2 separate regions of the Homo sapiens genome follow, and region 1 is linked to region 2. Evidence: read pairs that join two places in POLR2A ChIA-PET (ENCODE). Cell type or tissue: MCF 10A. All regions are shown on one strand.

Region 1 (5,000 bases), 820 kb after region 2:
AGTGGGCTAGGCTCTGGAGAGAACAGTGACCAGGAGGGACAGGAGTCTAGGGACACATCCCAACACTTGGAAAAAACTTAAGACTCCAGAGGTGTCTGTGGGGTGAGAAGAGAAGGTGGACTTAGGACGGTGTGGTGGATGTTTGGAGCTCCAGACGGAAGGAGCCTGGGGATGCTAGGGGTGGTTAGGAGGCATTTGGAGGGCGTGGAGCCCAGAACCTGGGGGTGGGAGGGTGGGGCTGGAGTGGCTGGGATCCAGGGGCATGGAGTCAGGGCAATTTGGGCTTTTGGAGAAGTCAGCAAGCTGGGCTGAGGTGGGTGGGGTGGGGGTGGGAGACTGCTTGTTGCTCAATGATGAATCAGCCAAGGGGAAGACAATGAGAACATTGGGGTAGGGCTGGAGGCCTGAGGTGAGAGGGCCCATTGGAGGACACGTGGTCCTCCCATTCCCACATTTCTGGAAGGCTCCTGTGTACACTGTCCACTCAGGCCAGGATCTACCTGTGGCAGGGCCAATGCAGGAACGACCTCCTGCTTGACCTTTCTAGGAAGCGGCTGATGGGATAGAACATCTGCCCGACCCCTGAACCAGGAGACCCGGGGCCTGGCTGGTGGGGGAATGGGGCAGGCGGGAGGAGCAGGTGGCTTGTGGGGTGGGTGGGGTGGCAGATCCTGTCTCCTGGCCTCCAGGGGAGGGAGGCAGAGGAGGATAACGATCCCTGCCTGCCTGCTACCCTATCCTTCCTTCAGAAAAAGCTCCAGAAAAGCACTTGTCAGATGGTTATCTCCAGCACTGTCCATTTTACCGAAGGTGGGGAGCGGGTGGATTCCTGGGAGGAGGGGCTGGGAGCTGAAGCCCTGAGGCACTGGAGCTCCCGCTCTGGGTCTCCCAGTACTCCTGGGAGCAGGTGGCAGAGTCATCTCTGGGGCTCATCTGTGTCTTGGCCACTTGGCTGCTGCCAGAGGCCAAGCAGGGGTTGAGTCATGGTATTGAGGAAGGCCAGGAGGAGACAGCTCAGAGAAATGACTCCAAGGAGGCAGGTGGTGGGAGAGGTGGGCTAGCTTGTGGGGAGAGTGGCAGAGGGAGGTGCACCACCCATTTCCTTCCCTCTTCCTCTCCCTGACCGTTTCCCACAAGATCCCTCATTTAGGGAACAAGGATTGGGATGGTTAAGTGTGGGGAGTTTCTCTGAATTATCTTCCCACTTCCAAGTCTTGGTTGGGAGTGGACTTGGCACAGTCCTTCCAGAAATGGGCACGGTTTTCAGAATCACCTGGAACACTGGTCATGAACCTGAGCCACCTCCAACCCAAGGGCAGCACAGCAGACAGACCACAGGTTGAACAATGGTCTTCCTCTTCAACTGTAAATGTTAAAGTGTTTGTATGAAAGTCTTGCAGCGGTATAGACAGGGAACCACGCAGTTACACACTTAAATAAAAGAATATGGAAAAGCGTGTGGCTTCCTGCCATCCTGGTACTCTGCTCCATCCTCCCAGCCAAGGACCAGAGGGTTTGGGCAGGCGGAGGAGGGAAGACAAGGGCAGGATTTCCCTTCAGAGAAGCCGCAGCCTGACTCTTCCTCTCAACTCTCCTTCCTTCTTGCTTCCTGGCCTGTTCCCTCCTGGTCCCACCCTTCCTTCAGAAGAGGCTTCATGAAAGAAAAAGCTTAAAAGGTGGTCAAGGACGTGCAATACCCGTTATCAGGGCTGGAAGGAGGTGGAATATTTATAGAACGTGTACCTTGAGCAAGGCACTGGACCAGGCAATGTGGGCTGGAGAGATGCAGAGATTAAAAGCAGGGGGTGGTGTATATCCAGGATTGAAAAAACTGTCCTAAAGTCTGAGTCCCGCCGCTTGGTTCAGAAAATACATTGGCCATGTGTAAGAAAAACTATGCTTGTCTCAAGGAACAAGACAGGACCCAGAAAGACACCGTGGCCTCACCAGTTAGTGGGCCCCAGCCAGTGCTAGCTGAGTGGTGATGACAGACACGTCTGTGGGAGTCAGGGAGGATGGCACCCAGTGCAGGGGTCAAGGCAGGCTTCCTTCGGAGGCGTGGCTTGGGCGGGGCGAGAGTGATTGGCAGGCTGGCTGGAGAGGGCAGGGCAGCCGGCATGGGAGTAGGAATGGCCACAAGTGGCCAACGGAAAGCAGGTGGCAGGACAGGAGGCTGTGGTGGGGCCTGACCGAGCAGCCTTTCCTTCCAAATCTGACTGTGGCTTGCTCAGGCCCCTATGGTGGCTGTGACCCTGTTTTGTCCATCTCCTTTCACCAGGACCCGCCGGGTGAGGGTGACTGGAGCACATTCCTGGGCTTGGGGGTGGGAAGGGAGTCTGATTTGCCTGGGGTTGATGTGGGGGGGTTTTGGGCATGGGCCGTGACTCACAGAGTAGATCCAGATCCGCCTGCTCCCCTCATATCCTGTTATTCAGAAGGCTGTATCCGCTTAGAAAGTGTCTTTTGTCCTGGGGTGAGAGGGTGACGCATGTGCCCTCTGGCAGTCTGCTGCTGTGTCCAGAGTCCGACTCCAGCTGGGCTGTAACTGGGCTTGGCCCCCGCCTTAGGTAACGATGTGTGGGTGGGGGTGTTCTTGGGTCCTGCTGTGTATTTAGGGATGGGAATAAGGGAGGAGAGGCTAGCAGGGTGTGGCGGGGTGTGTTGGGAGAGCTGCACAAAATCTGATCCAATTGATCTGGACCTTGTCCTTTCCCATAAGGGGCAGCCAGGTTCTGAGACCCGGGACTCACTGTCCTGGAGCCCGGCAAGGGATTGGGGAAGGCCTACATCTTCCTTTCTGCTTTGTTGCCTGGGGCTGGGGTCTCAGCCAGTCCTGGGAGTGGGAGGCAGTAGCCTCTGCCCCTAACCTCCATGGCTCATCCCAGCTGTCCCAGCCATGCTTGGCCCCGGGAGAGGTGGGCCAGCTGTGGAGCAGGGTGGGAGAACAGGTGGACTCTTCTCTTCCCATGAGAGCCTCTTGCCCCGTAGGGCTCTGACACTAGGGATCTTGCTCCCTAGGGCTGGAACCTGGTGCCTGGGGCTGGGGCAGGGCCTGGAGAACCTGTTGAGGCGGTTGAGCTGGGGAGCACCTGGATTAGAGGAGCCGCATAGTTCTCATTCCAGGGCTCACTCTCCCCCACCCACTCTGTTCCCCTTTTCCTGCCACCTTCTTCTCCAGGGACCAGAAACAAGGCAGGAGGAGGGACCCAGGGCCTAGGGTGGGTGTGGAGGAGGAGGAGGTATGGCCTGTGGGTGTCTCTTCTCATCTCCCCTCCTCCTGGTGTCCAGGCCCCGCCAGCAGGCGAAGCAGGGAGATGTCAGACTGCTACACGGAGCTGGAGAAGGCAGTCATTGTCCTGGTGGAAAACTTCTACAAATATGTGTCTAAGTACAGCCTGGTCAAGAACAAGATCAGCAAGAGCAGCTTCCGCGAGATGCTCCAGAAAGAGCTGAACCACATGCTGTCGGTAAGGCCTCTCACCCAAGGGCCTTGCCTCCCTCTCCCCTTCCCTCCCCTGCAAGCCTCTGGCCTCTGAGGGTGTCTTTCCCTGCTGAGGCCTCTATCCTTCCAGTGTCCCCGCTAACTCCAGGGTCTTCTACACCCCCAGGCCTCTGTCTTCTCAGGATGCTTAGGCCTAGCCAGTGAGGGCTATATTTGCATTTCCCAAGGGAAGCAGCTGTGCAGGCCAGATCCTGGGTCTCTGCCTAGGGTCCTGCCTGGAGTCTCTCTGGGGCTTCCACCATCAGCATTGCTGACCCTGCTTCCTCCCCAGGACACAGGGAACCGGAAGGCTGCGGATAAGCTCATCCAGAACCTGGATGCCAATCATGATGGGCGCATCAGCTTCGATGAGTACTGGACCTTGATAGGCGGCATCACCGGCCCCATCGCCAAACTCATCCATGAGCAGGAGCAGCAGAGCAGCAGCTAGAGACCCCTTTGGCCACACCTTCCAGGCACTGGCCTGATGCCCCGCCCTGGTGCTCTCCCCAGGCTCCCTCCTCAGCCTCCTGCCCACCCAGGGCCCTTTACTCTCTTCTCCCTCCAGACCTTCCTCTGACCCTTGCTGAACTGGGGTCCCTTTGTGAGTGTCTCAGTCTAGAGGTACCTCCCTCCCTGGGGGGTCTCAGCTCCTGGAGTCGCAGGCCCTTGGGGCCCCTCTGTGAGATCTCAATGCTGTCTGGGGACCCTAAGAGTTTTCTCACCTGTTCAGTCTCATCTAACCTTCCAATGTCTGATGTTCCTGCCAAATTCCTGCCTGATTCTGGGTCCGTCCTGACCTCCAAAGGTCAGCTTGGTGCTTGAGGTCTCCCTGCTCTTGGTGGCAGTGGTAGCAGCAACAGCAGCAGCAGCAGCAGCAGCAGCAGCAGAGACCTCTCCACTTTCCCTTAGCCCCTCTGCTGGGTAGAGAGGCACTTTCAGGGACTTCCCTCCAGCTGCCTCTTCATCTGGGAATGAGCTAAGCAAGGCTGAGCCTCCTCCTGTTGCTTGAAATAATGATGATATAAAGGCTGGATTTGGAGTTTGTATCCCCTGGTCCCTCTGGGATGCTCATTAAAACCTTCCCACTCCTTGGAAACGTTTTATGCTTTGGTGGTCTTAGCCCTTGGGCCCTGTGATAAGAGAGAATCTCACAGAAGAACCTCAAAGGCAGAGCAAGAAAGGAGCCAGAACTCCTAAATTCCAACAGGCACTGTCAGCTGTGGGCCAGCAGCTCCCTCCATCCTCCTCCATAAAGGGCCAAAGGCCTTAGGTCACCATCTCTGGGCCCTTTTAGCCCAGACTCAGACTCAAATTCAACTTCCAGGCACACTGTAAGTCCCGTTTAGTCCTCACTGCAATTCCACGAGAGAGGGACCATGACCCTTAGTCTTTTTTTTTTTTTTTTTTTGGAGCGGAGAGTTTAATAGGCAAGAAGGGGCAAGACGGAAGGGAGAAGGAAGAAGCTCCCCTGTACAGAGACAGAGGGACGGAGGCCCCAAAGCTGAGAGAGGGAACC
Region 2 (5,000 bases):
AAAGCCAATGTTCCCCACCAGTCAGACGCTCCCACTCCCACCCAGCAGCAGTCTTTGCCAGCATCTGGATGGCAGACATTGGTGGGCCTTCCCCAAAATTCTTGCGCCAAGGAAATGGTGGGAGTTTGAAGGCTCAGACAGGGACTGTCTGGAATGCACAAAGCCTCATTTCTTACGGGAACTATCTCCGGGACCTCTGAGGCACAACTCACCATCCACCAGCAAGTGCACAGTCCCAGCTGGGCGGCCGGCCCGGTAGCATGAATAGTTTCCAGAGTCGTGGAGCTGCACCGACCTCAGCAGCAGCCTCCTTCCCATGCCAGCCCATCTGCTGGGGTGGGAGCCTGCAGCCGGCTTCCTGAGCACCCAGTGAACAGTGGCATTGTCTTCCGGCTCTACCCCCGGGCAGGTCAGAGTCACGCTGTCTCCTGGCAGACTGGTCAGCACGCCTCTCGCCACCTCTGGAGGAGGGAGAAGACACTTGGTGAGCCCACAGCCACTGAAGAAGGGGGCTTCGTTCTGGTCTGAGGAAGCCACGAGAGGCCTCAGTGATAATGATGAAGTGGCCCAGGCTACCGTCACCTCTGCCTGGATTAGGGCAGCATTCTCCTGGTGACCTCCCCAACCTGGTCTTCACCATCCAGCTGCCTGGGAGAGCCTTCTGAAGCCATGATCCAGCCACCCCACTCCCTGGATTAGAAAACCCTTCAAGGGCCTGCCACCATCCACAAGATGAAGTCCAAGCTCCTCAGCGTGGCCTGCAGGGCCCTTCTGTCCTTGGAGGCCTCATCTCTCCCCACTCCTTAGAAGGTGTGGAGCCCTCCCCTCAACTCCCCTCGCTCTCCTCCTCACACTCGTTCTTCCTACATCATCCCCACGACAACTCCTCCTATTCCAGGTCTCGGCCTAAACATCGTTTCCGGTCCCCCAGCTCCACTAGGCCCTCATTCTGCAATACGTCACCCACACGCTGCCATGTAATTACGAATTCCGTGTCTCTCTTCCCCTCAAGACTCCAAGCACCACAGAAGTAGGCACCCTGCTTTGTTCTCCATTATATTCCAAGTGCCCGGGACGTTGCCTGGCCCATGGCAGGAGTCTGCTGAGTACTGGATGAATGTGTGAACGAATGGATGCCATTAGGAATGAATGCCAGGCACCCAAGTGCACACGTACACAGGAGGTTTCCAAATCGCAGGGTATTCATGGCAGAATGCCCGTTATATAGTTGGTAACTGAGGCACAGAGGAATCAAGAGACTGGCCCAGATGCCCAGCTGGGGTAGGAACCAGGGCTTCTGGTTCCCTGTTCCATGCTCCCTCCAGTACCCTACATCTACTACAGCAATGCTGTGTTTACTCTAGGGACCAAACTGGAAGGTTAAAAAAAAAATGCATTCTCTACCCCTTGAAAAAAATTGGGTGTATTCTACTACTCAAGAAAAATAAGATTAAAGATTAAAGGAACAAGTACACTTTTTTTGAGTAGCAGTTATAGAGTCATAGAATCTAAGATAAAAATTAGCCCAACCACCTTGGACTCATTTATTAACCAATCAAATTAGTCCAACCAGCTAAGGAAACAGAGGCCAGGGAACACAGCCAGTTTTCATGTAAGCACACTTGGTCCTTTGAACCAAATGCATAACCATTTATTAGCAAGCAGTAGCAATAAATCTGGCCAAAGATTTCAGAGAGGACCAGCAGCTGCTGAGTGCCTGACCTCACCTCCTCGCCCATGCTCCTGGGACTCAGAAGCAGCACAAGGCTCTCTGCCTGGCCTGCAAATCCCTTCTTGTTTATGAGGCGTTTTTATCTCATACTTGGCAGGCTGTCCTTCCTTTCACCCCATCCAAGGTGGCTGTCAGAGGAGGGAGTAAGGATCAGTGACTCCCAGGCAGATAACACCCCTAAAGCTGGTGAGGTTGGAGTCCACACTGGCTACTGGCCACAGTCCAGGGACAGAGACATAGACATCAAAGGGGCGGAGACAGCTCTGCCTGGCATTGAGCCCTGTCTAGCTATACAGATACCCTTCACACTTCCCTCTCACTTTAACACCTAGAGCCAGAGTCCTCCTCCCTGGCACCCTCTACCTCAAGGCTGGCAGAAAAGGGACAGATATAAGGCCATCATGGCAGCCGGTCATCTAAGGTTTTCTCTGGTCACCAACAGACCTTGGGTAAGAAAGCTGGTTGAATTGTCACCGTGCAGCCAGGCGAGTTTGGGCAGGTTCCTGAGACACCTATGGCCTTACTTTCTCCCACGGTGGGCAAGTCCTGTGTTTGATAAACATTTGAGGAGGCTGCAGCAGCCAGGCACTGGCAAGGAAGACACAGTCAGGCATCCCAGAGACCTGCCCTTGAGAAACGGGAGACACATTCACTGCTGCAAGGCCAGGACACAGCACACAGTACTGTCCTGGTCCTCAGCAAAATCTGAGTCCCAGCTGGGCCTCACACCTGTAATCCCAGCACTTTGGGAGGCCGAGGCGAGACGGATCACAAGTCAAGAGATCGAGACCATCCTGGCCAACATGGTGAAACCCTGTCTCTACTAAAAATACAAAAAATTTGCTGGGCGTGGTGGCAGGCTCCTGTAATCCCAGCTACTTGGGAGGCTGAGGCAGGAGAATTGCTTGAACCAGGGAGGCGGAGCTTGCAGTGAGCCGAGATCACGCCACTGCACTCCAGCCTGGGCAAAAAGAGCGAAGCTCCGTCTCAAAAAAAAAAAAAAAATTCTGAGTCCCTAGAAGGTGAAGTCCACTGAGGGCAATAAGGGGTGGACTGCTACTGCCCAGAGGGCTTGAAAGGGTTATAAAAAGCCACAACTACAGTATAGCTTTCACACAGAATCTTCAACAATATATTTTTAGCATTGCGAACATTGTTTTTAATGTATTACATAATACTGAATACATGCAAATTCATATATATAATGTATGTAAAAGCTACATACATAAAAGTTAATTTATGAAGCATAAAATACCCAGGAAAGCCCACCAACCTAACTTTCACTACCCATACATCCCTACATTTTTCTTAACTTTGCTTCATTTTTGAGCTTCATATAAATGGTTTGAATATAGTCTTCTGCTGTGATATGCTTTTCTCTTTTCTTTCTTTTTTTTTTTTTTTGAGACAGAATCTCGCTCTATCACCCAGGCTGGAGTGCAATGGCGCGATCTCGGCTCACTGCATCCTCAACCTCCTGGGTTCAAGCAATTCTCCTGTCTCAGCCTCCCGAGTAGTTGGGACTACAGGCACACACCACCATGCCCGGCTAATTTTTTCCTTTTTTTGTATTTTTAGTAGAGATGGGGTTTCACCATATTAGTCAGGCTGGTCTTGAACTCCTGACCTCAGGTGATCCACCCGCCTCGGCCTCCCAAAGTGCTGGGATTACAGGCGTGAGCCACCACGCCCAGCTGGTGCTTTTCTCGAACTTCCTTTGTGTGTATATATGTGTGTGTGTGTGTGTGTGTGTGTGTGTGTGTCTGATACAGGGTCTCAGTCTGGTGCTTTTCTCGAACTTCCTTTGTGTGTATATGTGTGTGTGTGTGTGTGTGTGTGTGTGTGTGTCTGATACAGGGTCTCAGTCTGCTGCCCAGGCTGGAGTGCAGTGGCACAATCATAGCTTTTTGCAACCTCAAACTCCTGGGCTCAAGCGATCCTCCCACCTTAGCCTCCTGAGTAACTGGGAGGTGCACACCACCATGCCCGGCTAATTTTTTAATTTTTACTAGAGACAAGTTCTCAATATATTGCCCAGGCTGGTCTTCAACTCCCGGCCTCAAGCCATCCTCCTGCCTTAGCCTCCCAAAGTGCTGAGATTACAGGCATGAGGCTCTGTGCCCGGCTGCTTTTTTTTTTTTTCTTTTTCTTGGGACAGGGTCTCACTCTGTCACTCAGGCTGAAGTACAGTGGCACAATCATGGTTCACTGCAACTTCTAATTCCTGGGCTCAACTGATCCTCCCACCGCAGCTTCCCAAGTAGCTGAGACTACAGGTACATGCTACCATGACTGGCTGTATATTTTTTTTTTTGAGAGATGAGGTTTCACTATATTGCCCAGGCTGGTCTCAAACTCTTGGCCTCAAGCAATCCTCCTACCTGGGCCTCCAAAATGTTGGGATTAGAGGGATGACAACCTGGCCCGGCCTCATTTATATGTTTCTCTGATTCACTGACACGTAGTTCGTTCAGTCTCACTGCTATGTAATATTTCGTTGTGTGACCCTATCATTCTCTCACTGAGGGAGGTTTGCGGTCATTCCCATTGTTTTGCCATATCAAAGAGGGTGGCTATCAACTTTCTCATGACTCAGTGCACTTGCCCAAGAACTTCCCTAAGAATGAAACTGCTGGTGTTGGCGTGTGTGACCTGTGTCCTTTTCCTTCACTAAGGGAGGAGACCACCCCTCATATTGTCTTATGCCCAATTTCTGCCTCCAAAGAAAGAAGTAGTAAAAACTAAAAGGCAGAAATGAAATCCACAAGCAGACAGCCCGGCGCCACACCCTGGGCCTGATAGTTAAAGATCAACCCCTGACCTAATCGGTTATGTTATCTATAGATTATAGACATTGCATAGAAAAGCACTGTGAAAATCCCTGTCCTGTTCTATTCCATTCTAATTACCGGTGCATGCAGCCCCCAGTCACGTACCCCCTGCTTGCTCAATCAATCACAACCCTCTCATGCGGACCCCTTTGGAGTTGTGAGCCCTTAAAAGGGACAGGAATTGCTCACTCGGGGAGCTCGGTTGTTGGAGGCATGAGTCTTGCTGAAGCTCCCAGCCGAATGAAGCCCTTCCTTCTTTAACTCGGTGTCTGAGGGGTTTTGTCTGTGGCTTGTCCTGCTACATCACAACTGAACACACGGTCCAGTGCGTTGAACTCCAATGAGCACCTGATGGAGGCAGCAGTTTACCACATCCAGCCCACATCTTGAAGTCCATCAGTGCCTGAATGCGGTTACGTATGGAAGATGCAACGACA

The links. ChIA-PET counts read pairs that join two places held together with the same protein. Peaks named below come from ENCODE experiments on the same cell type or tissue, not always from the same donor. Only the 100,000 strongest peaks of a DNase experiment are listed, where the experiment ranks them.
Region 1: POLR2A ChIA-PET joins it to region 2 with 5 read pairs; 1 of 35 experiments calls an interaction of 5 or more read pairs at or near these places.

Annotation. Positions count from the first base shown.
Region 1 is chr1:153,606,466-153,611,465 of GRCh38, reverse strand. It overlaps S100A16 (S100 calcium binding protein A16), which reads left to right. Exons shown (of 3, transcript NM_080388.3): 2 at 3,289-3,467; 3 at 3,774-4,580. The coding sequence starts at 3,315. The coding sequence ends at 3,932. Among named protein-coding and RNA genes, the nearest start is that of S100A16, 4.2 kb to the left of the region's middle. RefSeq lists enhancers at 1,550-2,263, 1,939-3,138. In MCF 10A, no CTCF peak of the experiment used is centred here; DNase peaks (open chromatin) are centred at 335, 935, 2,075 and 2,445.
Region 2 is chr1:154,424,657-154,429,656 of GRCh38, reverse strand. It overlaps IL6R (interleukin 6 receptor), which reads right to left. Exons shown (of 10, transcript NM_000565.4): 2 at 213-461. Among named protein-coding and RNA genes, the nearest start is that of IL6R-AS1, 21 kb to the right of the region's middle. RefSeq lists enhancers at 1,962-2,462, 2,463-2,963. In MCF 10A, no CTCF peak of the experiment used is centred here; a DNase peak (open chromatin) is centred at 1,956.